Linked DNA regions of Homo sapiens: regions 2 and 3 are each linked to region 1. A link is a contact called in ENCODE Hi-C or POLR2A ChIA-PET data. All regions are on one chromosome and are shown on one strand. Each heading gives the region's core, a stretch centred on a gene start or an enhancer-like site at or near the end of the contact. The rest is flanking DNA. Distances are from core to core; before and after follow the strand shown.

What was found. Hi-C counts contacts between places; a loop is a spot of excess contacts on that map. ChIA-PET counts read pairs that join two places held with the same protein, here RNA polymerase II (POLR2A). Pooled maps may share reads with other maps.
Region 2: a loop to region 1 is called in a map with no recorded cell type, with 12 times the contacts of the local background. The contact joins the promoter of SBNO2 here to the promoter of RPS15 in region 1. A Hi-C loop is called at or near these places in 1 of 37 single-sample maps with no recorded cell type and 4 of 50 pooled maps. POLR2A ChIA-PET finds 5 or more read pairs at or near these places in 2 of 52 experiments (AG04450 and GM10248).
Region 3: a map of sigmoid colon shows a loop between it and region 1 (5-fold over the local background). The contact joins the promoter of ABCA7 here to the promoter of RPS15 in region 1. A Hi-C loop is called at or near these places in 1 of 168 maps with a recorded cell type or tissue (sigmoid colon) and 2 of 50 pooled maps. POLR2A ChIA-PET finds 5 or more read pairs at or near these places in 1 of 52 experiments (WTC11).

What each region holds. Positions count from the first base shown.
Region 1 is chr19:1,436,158-1,439,645 of GRCh38, reverse strand. It overlaps RPS15 (ribosomal protein S15), which reads right to left and starts at 1,250. Exons shown (of 4, transcript NM_001018.5): 1 at 1,218-1,250; 2 at 754-839. The coding sequence starts at 1,220. RefSeq lists enhancers at 1,007-1,226, 635-1,505.
Region 2 is chr19:1,172,546-1,175,717 of GRCh38, reverse strand. It overlaps SBNO2 (strawberry notch homolog 2), which reads left to right and starts at 1,450. Exons shown (of 32, transcript NM_014963.3): 1 at 1,450-1,546. It overlaps LOC102725180 (collagen alpha-1(VII) chain), which reads right to left. Exons shown (of 3, transcript XR_005647046.2): 2 at 1,834-2,699; 3 at 725-1,158. RefSeq lists enhancers at 1,090-1,139, 2,524-3,082 and a silencer at 1,280-1,589.
Region 3 is chr19:1,038,225-1,041,356 of GRCh38, reverse strand. It overlaps ABCA7 (ATP binding cassette subfamily A member 7), which reads right to left and starts at 1,250. Exons shown (of 47, transcript NM_019112.4): 1 at 1,161-1,250; 2 at 1-132. It overlaps CNN2 (calponin 2), which reads right to left. Exons shown (of 7, transcript NM_004368.4): 7 at 2,292-3,132. RefSeq lists enhancers at 1-203, 2,096-2,595, 2,596-3,097, 2,685-3,132 and a silencer at 115-254.

The DNA of each region.
Region 1 (3,488 bases), core at 1-2,500:
AGGCGGGAGGGTCGCTTGAGCCCAGGAGTTCAAGACCAACCTGGACGACACAGAGAAACGCTGTTTCCACAAATAATCAAAAATCAAGGTCGGGCGCGGTGTTCACGCCTGTAATCCCAGCACTTTGGGAGGCCGAGGCAGGTGGATCACCTGAGGTCAGGAGTTTGAGACCAGCCTGGGCAACACTGAAACTCGTCTCTACTAAAAATACAAAAATTAGCCGGACGTGGTGGGGGGGCCCTCTAATCCCAGCTACTCGAGAGGCTGAGGCAAGAGAATCGCTTGAACCCGGGAGTGGGAGGCTGCAGTGAGCTGGGACGGAGCCATTGCACTCCAGCCTGGGCGACAGGATGAGACTCCGCCTCAAAATAATCAAAAATTAAAAAATAAAAGCGCAAGCCAGATGCCCACCACCACCCTGCCTGGAAAGGACCCAGCGACCTCCACCGCCCTTAAAATCTAAGGAGTCTAACGCAGCCCCTTATTCTAAGTCACGTGGGCTACAGACAGGGGCTACACCTTCCAACTAAGCCGCGGAAAAGTGAACAACGGGGGGCAGGTTGCAAATAAGCAAAAACCTCAACGTCTCTGGACAGTTTTCTGGGCGCAAGACCACACTCAGTTCCAAACCCGCGCGGAGACCGTGCCCGCCCACCGCCGCAGAGGCGCTTGGACCCCCGCCCCGCCGCCCTCACCCGGACAAGCCCCACCGCTGGCCCAGCCCCTGCCCGCGACCCCCGCGGCCGCCCTTACTAGGACATGTCCAGCAGCTGGTCGAGGTCCACGCCGCGGTAGGTGAACTTGCGGAAGGTCCGCTTCTTCTTCTGCTCTACTTCTGCCTGTGCGGGCGCGGATCGGGCGTCAGCGGGATCCCGACACCCATCTCCCGGGGCCACCGGGCCCGAGGACACCGCGGAAGACGCGCGGCGCCGCCGGGGACAGAAGCCCGACAGGGACACACCGCTTCGACCCGTCCCCGGGGATCACTCGCGGCTCCGGGTTACGAGGACCCGGACATGAAGGCCCGGACAGGCCTTCCCAGCCCCGCGTCGTCCCGACACCCACCAAGTCCGCCCCTCGCCCCAACATCCAGCCGCCTGCAGGGTCGGGAGCAAGCCGCCGTAGCCGCGGGGACGAACTGCGGCCCCCGCGAGACGGTCAGAGGTTGGATGGAGCCGGATAGGCCCGGCAGAGACGCGCCAAATCGCAACACTCACCATCTTGCCGGATCCTCAGAAGAGATCGCTTTGGTCCGCGCCTGCGCAGTTATCGCGAGACTGCCGGCATGTCCCGCCCCCTCGGCCGTGCGCGCACACGCGCTTCCGCTTTCCCGGCGGCGAACACGCGCCCTCTGCCGTCTGGAGGGCAAAACACAGGCTGCAGGGATTAGAGCAGCCGCCGCCTGAGGTCTGCAGAGCCGCTTCCTCCACGGAGTGGGACTTTGGACAAGTCGCCGCCCCTGTCTGAGCCTCGGGTTCGTGCTCCGTCATCTACACGATGGCACCCACATCAACAAGTATTTATGGAGCGCCTACCGTTTGCTCGTAGGTGCGGTTTGGCGGTTCAGGTCCCACTGTGGGAGGAACACGAGAATTCATTACAGATACTGGAGCAGGGACAGGGCCTCGCTGAAAAGAACCATTCCGGCTTTAACAGATAAAATTTTGTATATAAAGTTAGTAAGGACAACACAGTGAGACTGCCTCTCTACAAAAAAATACAAAAATTTGTGTACACACGGACATAAAAGAATAAAAAGTACAAAAAATTCCCAGCTACTCGGGAGGCTGAGCCTTCAGCCCAGGAGGTCAAGGCTGCAGTGAGCCGTGATCGCGCCAACGGCACTCCAGCCTGGGCGACAGAGCAAGACCCTGCCTCAAAAATAAAGTTAGGAATATCACTGGGTTTGTTAAGATATGTAAATGTAATGTGAATAATGATAGCTCAAAGAGAAGGAGTAACTAGAACTATGTAGGAGTGACTTTTTTTTTTTTTTGAGACAGAGTTTCACTCTTGTTGCCCTGGCTGGAGTGCAGTGGTGTGATCTCGGCTCACTGCAACCTCTGCCTCCTGGGTTCAAGCGATTCTCCTGCCTCAGCCTCCCAAGTAGCTGGGATTACAGGCACCTGTTACCGTGCCCGGCTAATTTTGTATTTTTAGTAAAGACACGGTTTCTCCATGTTGGCCAGGCCATGTTGGTCTCGAACTCCTGACCTCAGGTGATCCACCCGCTTTGGCCTCCCAAAGTGCTGGGATTACAGGCGTGAGCCACCGCGCCTGGCCTAGGAGTGATGTTTCTGTATCTTACTGGAATTAAGTATAAAGTTGAAGGTGACTATTAACTATGGATGTGGCACCTGGCTGGGCGTGGTGGCTTATGCTTGTAATTCCAGCACTTTGGGAGGCCGAGGCGGGCGGATCACCTGAGGTCAAGAGTTCAAGACCAAGCTGACCAACCCTAACTCTACTAAAAATACAAAAAATTAGCCAGGCGTGGTGGTGGGTGCCTGTAATCCCAGCTCCTTGGGAGGCTGAGGCAGGAGAACCGCTTGAACCCGGGAGGCGGAGGTTGCAGTGAGCTGAGATCGCACCACTGCACTCCAGCCTGGGCGACAGAGACTCCTTCTCAAAAAAAAAAAAAAAAAAAAAAAAGAAAAAGAAAAAAAAAAAGCACAAAACCTCTGGGAACCCGAGCTTAGCTGTGGCACTGTCCAGGGAGCTGAGCTCTCCCCAGCCGTCCCCACAGTCCCAAGGGAAGCCAATTACACTGTACTCAGGGAGGGCTGAGTCTCCGTCCCGAGGAGCACAGGACCTATGTGTCGGGCCCGTCCATGTTACCCATTTTCCTGCAGCAGAGTGTCCTGGCTGGAAAGCTGATTTTGTGAGTGCTGCTCTTTGGCTGGGGGAGCTAATGTAACGGGAGGGGCTGACACTCAACACCATGATGACCTGTGGTGTGGATAGACAGCCGCCCCCGCCTGGCCCTCCTGGGAGCTGGGGCAGCAGCTCCTGAGGACATGGGAGAAGGCTCTGACGGCAGGGAATGGAGCTGGCTTCCTGGGCTGAGGCGTTGAGGGGTACTGTCTCAGTGAGGAAACTGCACTGCACAGGGATGTTGGGGGTACCCCTTCTCTTGGTTCTCTCCAAACTAAGTCAAACCTTCCCTGTCCCCAAAATATGAACTGGGGCGGGGGGGGGTGGTTCTGGCTGTCGCCTGAACAGTCTCACGCCTGGCACGCTGTAGGCTTCCAGTTTGGGACTTCATGGTCCTTTTTTTTTCTTGTTTTGTTTTTTGAGACGGAGTTTCGCTCTTGTTGCCCAGGCTGGAGTGCAATGGCGCAATCTCGGCTCACTGCAAGCTCCGCCTCCCAGGTTCAAGCGATTCTTCTGCCTCAGCCTCCCAAGTAGCTGGGATTACAGGCATGCACCACCACACCCGGTTAATTTTTGTATTTTTAGTAGAGACGGGGTTTCTCCATGTTGGTCAG
Region 2 (3,172 bases), core at 201-2,700, 260 kb after region 1:
CTTCTTTGCCCGGACTGTTCTTCCTACTCTTGTCTACCTGGTACACTCCTACTTGAACTTCAAAACCCCAGCTTCAACACACTCTTCAGCATGCAGCCCTCTATGAAGCCCTAGGCAGACATTTCAACCCTCCCAGAGATCCCGCATATTGGAGTGTCTGGTCCTGGTTCTCTCTCCCCTAGACCAGGGGCTTTCTGATGTTGGGACAGACAGCTGAGTCCTCTGTGAGACCCTGGGTTTTCCCAGCTCATGACCAAGCACAGAGCAGCATCGATTAGAAGTCACTGAATGAATTAACAAAGTCATGGAGAAATCAACTCTAGTTTCAGGGGGTTGGAATGGGGGCAGAGGCCTCTGGCTTGTGGCTGCTTGGGTCCAGGGAGCTGTATCAGTATTGTCATGGCTGAAATTGGGCTGGGGAGGCGGTGGTGCCTCCCACACTGGATCTGCCTTCACTGGCTCAAGTCACAGGAAAAGTGCCCTGAGACTCCAGCTCCCCACGCAGGGCAGCCTCCCACCACAGCCACCGAGAGGAGGAGCCCCTCAGGCCCCCGTGGCCCTGCCTGAAAGGATCCTGCTCTCTTGGGGGTAGCCCCTGGGACTTACCCAAACCCCCATGTGCCAGTCACCATGCTGAAGCGTCCAGAACTGTATTTGGTTAGGGAGAGAGATTAATGAACAGAGATAACTTTTCGTGAGAGAGTATGTCTGACAGGCCCAGAGGTGATGATTTTATTTCATTTTATTTTATTTCGTTATTTATTTATTTATTTTTGAGATGGAGTCTCACTCTGTTGCCCGGGCTGGAGTGCAGTGGTGCGATCTCAGCTCACTGCAATAACTACCTCCCAGGTTCAAGCGATACTACTGCCTCAGCCTCCTGAGTAGCTGGGATTACAGGTGCCCGCCATCACGCCCAGCTAATTTTTGTATATTTAGTAGAGACGGGGTTTCATCATATTGTCCAGGTTGGCCTCAAACTCCCGACCTCAAGTGATCCATCCGCCTCAGCCTCTCAAAGTGCTGCGATTACAGGCGTGAGCCACTGCGCCCGGCTGGTGATCGTCTTAGTAGCTTTTGAGGGAGTCTCAGTTTAAAAGTCTCGGGTGAGTGAGCCCCAGTGGGGGACGTGGCACATGCAGAGGCTTGGAGGGGGTTCTGAGGAAGGAGGAAAAAAGGGGATGCTGTACCACAAAGCAGATTCCATTTCACCAGCACGGTGCAGAAGAGGAAACTGAGGCTTGAGGAGGTGAAAGCACATGCTGGGGTCTCAAGAGAACCAGGCAGGGCGGGATTCGAACCCAGAGCCGTAGGAGTCCCAGCCCCTTCCGAATAGCGGAAGGACCTCAAGGGATTGGCTTGGAAGGTGGCCCCGCCCCCGAACCGAGACCACGCCCCCGCAGGTGGAGGCCCCGCCCCGCGGCATGACCGGAAGTGCGCGGGGCCCCCAAGATGGCGCCCGAAACCCGGAAGTGAGCGGCGGCAGCTGCGAGGCTCGGAGAAACAGGCGCCGCGGGCTCCGCGCCCGGCCGGACCCGGGCCCGAGGTGAGGCTCTGGTTGCGACCCCCGCCCCGGCTCCACCGCGACCCCTGCCTGGCCCGACCCCGCTTGTGGGTCCGGCGCTCCCCGCGGACCCCTGCGCCCGGGGCTGGGGGTTCTGGGGGCCGTGGGGCGGGGGCGAGCGCGGCGGGACCCCCGCCCTCCGCCGCGACCCCTTCCGACCCCGCCCTTCGCCGCCAACGTTGACCCCGCGCTGCCCCGCGACCACCGCCGTGAACCTTGACCTGCCCCCCCGCCCCCCGGCGACCCCCTGCCGTGAACCTTAACCCTACCTTCCACGACAACCCTCCCAACCTTTCCTTCCCGCTCTTCCGGGTGACTCCCTGTACCGCGCAGCTTGGTGACCCCCGACCTTTCGTTTTCTGGTAACCCTTGACCCCGCACTCATCGGTGCCCCCGAGCCCCTTGGTGACCCCGCACCCGCTTTTCCTCGGTATCCTGGCCTTCCCTTTTGGGGACTCTCGACTCCATGCGCCTCGTGACCTCGACCCCTTCCTGGGAGTGACCCCCGGTCTCTCCCGCCGCCCCGATTCCTGACTCCAGGCTCCTCGGGCGTTCGTGCCCCTTCCTCCTCCTTGTCCCCGGTCCCAGGACCCTTGCCTTCTCGGCCCCGCAGCGCAGCCCTGTCTCCCTCCCTCCCCTTGCTCCCCGCCCCTCCCGCTCCTGGGGCCTCCGACTTCTCTTCTGGGGCAGATGGTTTTTCGGTTTCTGCATGGAGGTCCCCCGGTTTGGGATGGGGGCTTGCTGATATTAGGTGACCCCGGGGCCGTCTGGGCGGAGTCTGCAGAGCGTGTTGGGGGTGGGAGTGCGGGTCGCATTCAAACCCGGCTTCCAGGGACAGGCGGGAGGGAGGGTAGCGGGCTGAGATGGCCCGAGTGGGGCCCGGGAGCAGCGTGTGTCGGTGAAGGGGAAGCGCAGGCCTCCTGGTGGGTCCTGTCCCCCGTAGGGCACTCTTCCCACCACCCCAGAGTCCCGAAGAATAAGGCAGGTGGGGCCTGGAGGGACCAATCCCCAGACTGACCTGGGGCGTGGGGGGCAGGCGTTGTGGAGAGCCCACCCAGCGCCTCCAGGGACGCCGGGCACGGATGGTGCTGGGGCAGGGACGGTGGGTGTCTCCCTGGATGAACTGATTAACATTCTGAAAAGTTAAAAAAAAAAAAAAAAAATCTCTTAAATGTGTAGCCGGGGCCTCCCCTGGCTGCTTCTTCCCGGAATGCCTGTTGTTCCCGCCTGCTCAGAACGTCCTTCCTGCCTGTGACTGCTGGGACGGGACGGGATAGGTTTGGTGCCATCTGTTGCACGCCCTGTCAGCGAGAGTGCCCGGCCTCGGAGCTGGCCTGTGCTGATGCTGGCTGCCAGTTTGCCGGGGCGGGGGGGGCGGTTGCAGTGAGTGTTTTACAGAGGGGCAGAGGAAGCCGAGGTTCAAGAGAAGAGCATGGGAGGGGCCGAGGACCCAGGGCCGCAGACCCCGTGGGCAGCCAGCCCGATTACACGGGGATTACAGGCTTCAAACTTTCTTCCAGGCCTCTTCCTCCGGGCCAGGGCAGCCGGCACTGCTTCCTGACTGAGGGGTGCTGTGCTGTTTCGGGTGCCCTCCCTGGGATGTCTCTC
Region 3 (3,132 bases), core at 1-2,500, 400 kb after region 1:
GACTGGGCAGGGGACGGGACAGAGAGGTCAGGACAACGGTCGGGCTGAAGACGTGCGGTGCGGCTGCGGGCAACTCCCTGCCCCTTTCTGAACCTCATTCCTTTATCCCACAGCGCAGGGTTCCTGGAAGCTCTGATTAGAGCGAGGCAAACAGTAGTCACTCGATAAAGAGGCTCCGCTACCCCAGGGGTGGAGTAAACCAATGGGAGCGCAACCCGCAGCCGTCCTCGCATCTGATTGGCTGCCAGGACTGTCGCTCTGAGCAGGGCTGACAGCTGGGGACTTAAAGATCATCCTCTAATCCTCCAGGGACCGAGTTTGGGCTTAACGCTTTCGTCACCAGGCTCCACCCCAAGCCTCACCTGGAAGCCTCTTCCAGGTCCTGACCCCCAGCCTCCTGCCTGGCCCAGCCCAGGCAAGGATTCCTTTCCCCTCACTGTTCTCCGAAGATAACAGCAACGAATATTGGCAGTGCTGGACATTTCACACGCCCAGGGGAAGTGCTGGACTATCACCCCACTCTACAGAAGTGGAAACCGAGGCCCAAGAAAGCAAACCCAGGCACCCAGAGAGACAGGCAGTTGCCCAGCTGGAGGCACGACCCCAGCTCTGCCCACACCTTATGTAGCATTAATCGCTCAGAGGGACCGCGGGAGCCAGAGAAAGAGTCAGGCGAAGGGGCTGGGATAGAGACTCCTGGAGTCAGCGATTCCTGATCTATTTTCCTTGGGCCGGTCCACCTCTGACACAGATGGAGAATCTGACGCTGACAGAGGGGCAGGAAGTTGCTAAAGGTGACCAGGCCGGAACTGGGACCTCAGACCCAGACCCTTACGCCAGGGTTCTTTCCTTTACATCAAGCGGGACTTAGGATCTGGGGGAGTGGGCTCAGTTTCTCCATTTGTAAGACGGGGCAAGGGGGAGTGCAGGAGTTCTAACGGGCAGGGGGCTGCAGGTGTGTGATCGGCAAAGGCCCTCTTAAGGGTCCCAGATGTCCGATGCCCCCCTTGAGAATCAGTGATCAATTCAGCCGTCGTCAACATTCACCGGAAGGAGGTCAGAGGCTGGACCCCCTAATTCCCAGGGAACTTGCATCCCTCCCGGCCCCAACCCCGCATTCTCGAGTCTCGGGCCTTCTTCCCTCTCCGAGTCCTTCTCACCTTCCAGGGGCTCCGCAGCTCTTGCCGCCTTCCCTCCGCCCAGCAGCAGGCAGGGAGCGCGCCGCCCCTTAAGCCAAGTGCGCTGAGCTTGCCCGCGCAGGTAGCAGCGCCGGGGCACGCCCCTGCCTCTGCACGCTGCTATTGGGCGACCTGCCCGTCACTCACTGGCCTGCTCCGTCGGAGCTGCGCGGGCCAAGGGAGGAGACGGGATCACAGAAGGGCCTCGCCTAGCCGGGTTTCTTAAAGGGACCGCGCGGCTCTTGCTGCATCACCGTAGGGTGGCGGAGTGCCCGGCAGGTCCCAGGCAGGCCGCCCTCCGGGAACGAGGCTGCGCTGTCTTTGGGGAGCCAGGCTGCCTCCCCACGTTGTATAACCGGCTGCAATACCGCAGCTCCGAATTGCAGGAGTTCCCTCTGTCCCCGCTGTCCCCGGGGCTGGCCAGGCTCCCTCTAGTTTAGTCCAGACTCTGGGACTACACTCGTCCGTCTGTAAAGTAGGGGTTCCACTAGATCATTCGTTCATTCATTCATTCCACGAACGCTCCTCGGCTTCTGCAGAGGATGGCAGGAGGGGGAGGGGGCCAACATTCTAGAGTCTCCGATTATAGTGGCTACCCTGATTTTGAGGAAAACCCGTTTCCCACTCTGGAAGAAGAGTTGAAATAAACTCTTCAGGCTGGAGGTGAAGCTGAAATGGGAGCGTGTGGGTCCACAGCTTTGAAGGCGCTGGGGAGAGTGAGAGGCGTGGGGACGGCTCCCGCGGCAGGAGGTGGCATTGCCGTTGGGGCTTTGAGGATAAATAGGAGTTCGCCAACGGGGAGACATCCAGGCTGAGGCCACGAGACTTGCGCTGTAAGGTAGAGTGCAGCCAAAGCGCATGGGGGGCATTTGAGGGAACTGCCTCTTCTCCAAATGGCCAGGAAGCCCAGCCTCTCCCTCTACCCCAAGTCCCGGCCCTTCAAATCATTCATTCCACCCAGACTCACCTGTGGCTTCAGCTTTTGCTCCTCCTCCCAATGGTGAGGTGGACATTTTCCCCTTGATCCCCCCATCCCCCAAGACCTCCTCTCTCCCCACAAAAGCATCAAAGCAAAGCACGCCCTCATCGACGCCAACTCTCTTGGCCACCTTCTCTTCGTACAAACAGAGGTTTTATTGCGTTTGGTCCACAGTCGTATTTCACATTATCTCACGGAGCAGGTCCCCTGGGTGGGGGGTCCCTGTGCAGTACTTGGCGGGGCATGTGGCCGGGGAAGATGGAGCAGTATAAGCTGGTCGGGCCCAGAAGGGAGGAGGGCTGGGGGCTCCTTAAAACCTACTGAGGGGCTGGGCACGGTGGCTCACACCTGTAATCTCAGCGCTTGGGGAGGCGGAGGCGGGCGGATCACACCTGAGGCCAGGAGTTCGAGACCAGCCTGGCCAACATGGGGAAACCCCATCTCTACTAAAAATACAAAAATTAGCCGGGCGTGGTGGAGCACCTGCAGTCCTAGCTACTCAGGAGGCTGAGGCTGGAGAATCGCTTGAGCCCGGAAGGTGGAGGTGCAGTGAGCCAAGATGGCGCCACTGCACTCCAGCCTGGGCAACAACCACAACTGAAAAAAAAATCTACTGAGGCCAGAGTGGGTTGGGGCGGGGAGCATGGAGAGGGGGTCAGGCTTAGCCCCAACAACTCAGAATTTCACTTCCTTGTACGGCCCTCACTTTCTCCACCTGGCCCCGGGGCAGGTCTGAGGGTCTGAAGTCTGTTGGTCTGAAGGTCCTAGGCAAATCCAGTCACTTGGGAGCCGGAGATATTTAACATCACGGCCCGGTCCCCTTTCCCAGGGGACTCATTTCCTAGCACTCTCTCCACTGTCCTTGCCCCACCCCTGGGGGAAAAAATGTATTTTTCTTTTGTGAATACTTCCTGAAACTTGCGGGCATAGAAACCACAAACTGCTCAGCTGACAAAAGGGGGAAGAGGCGAGGCA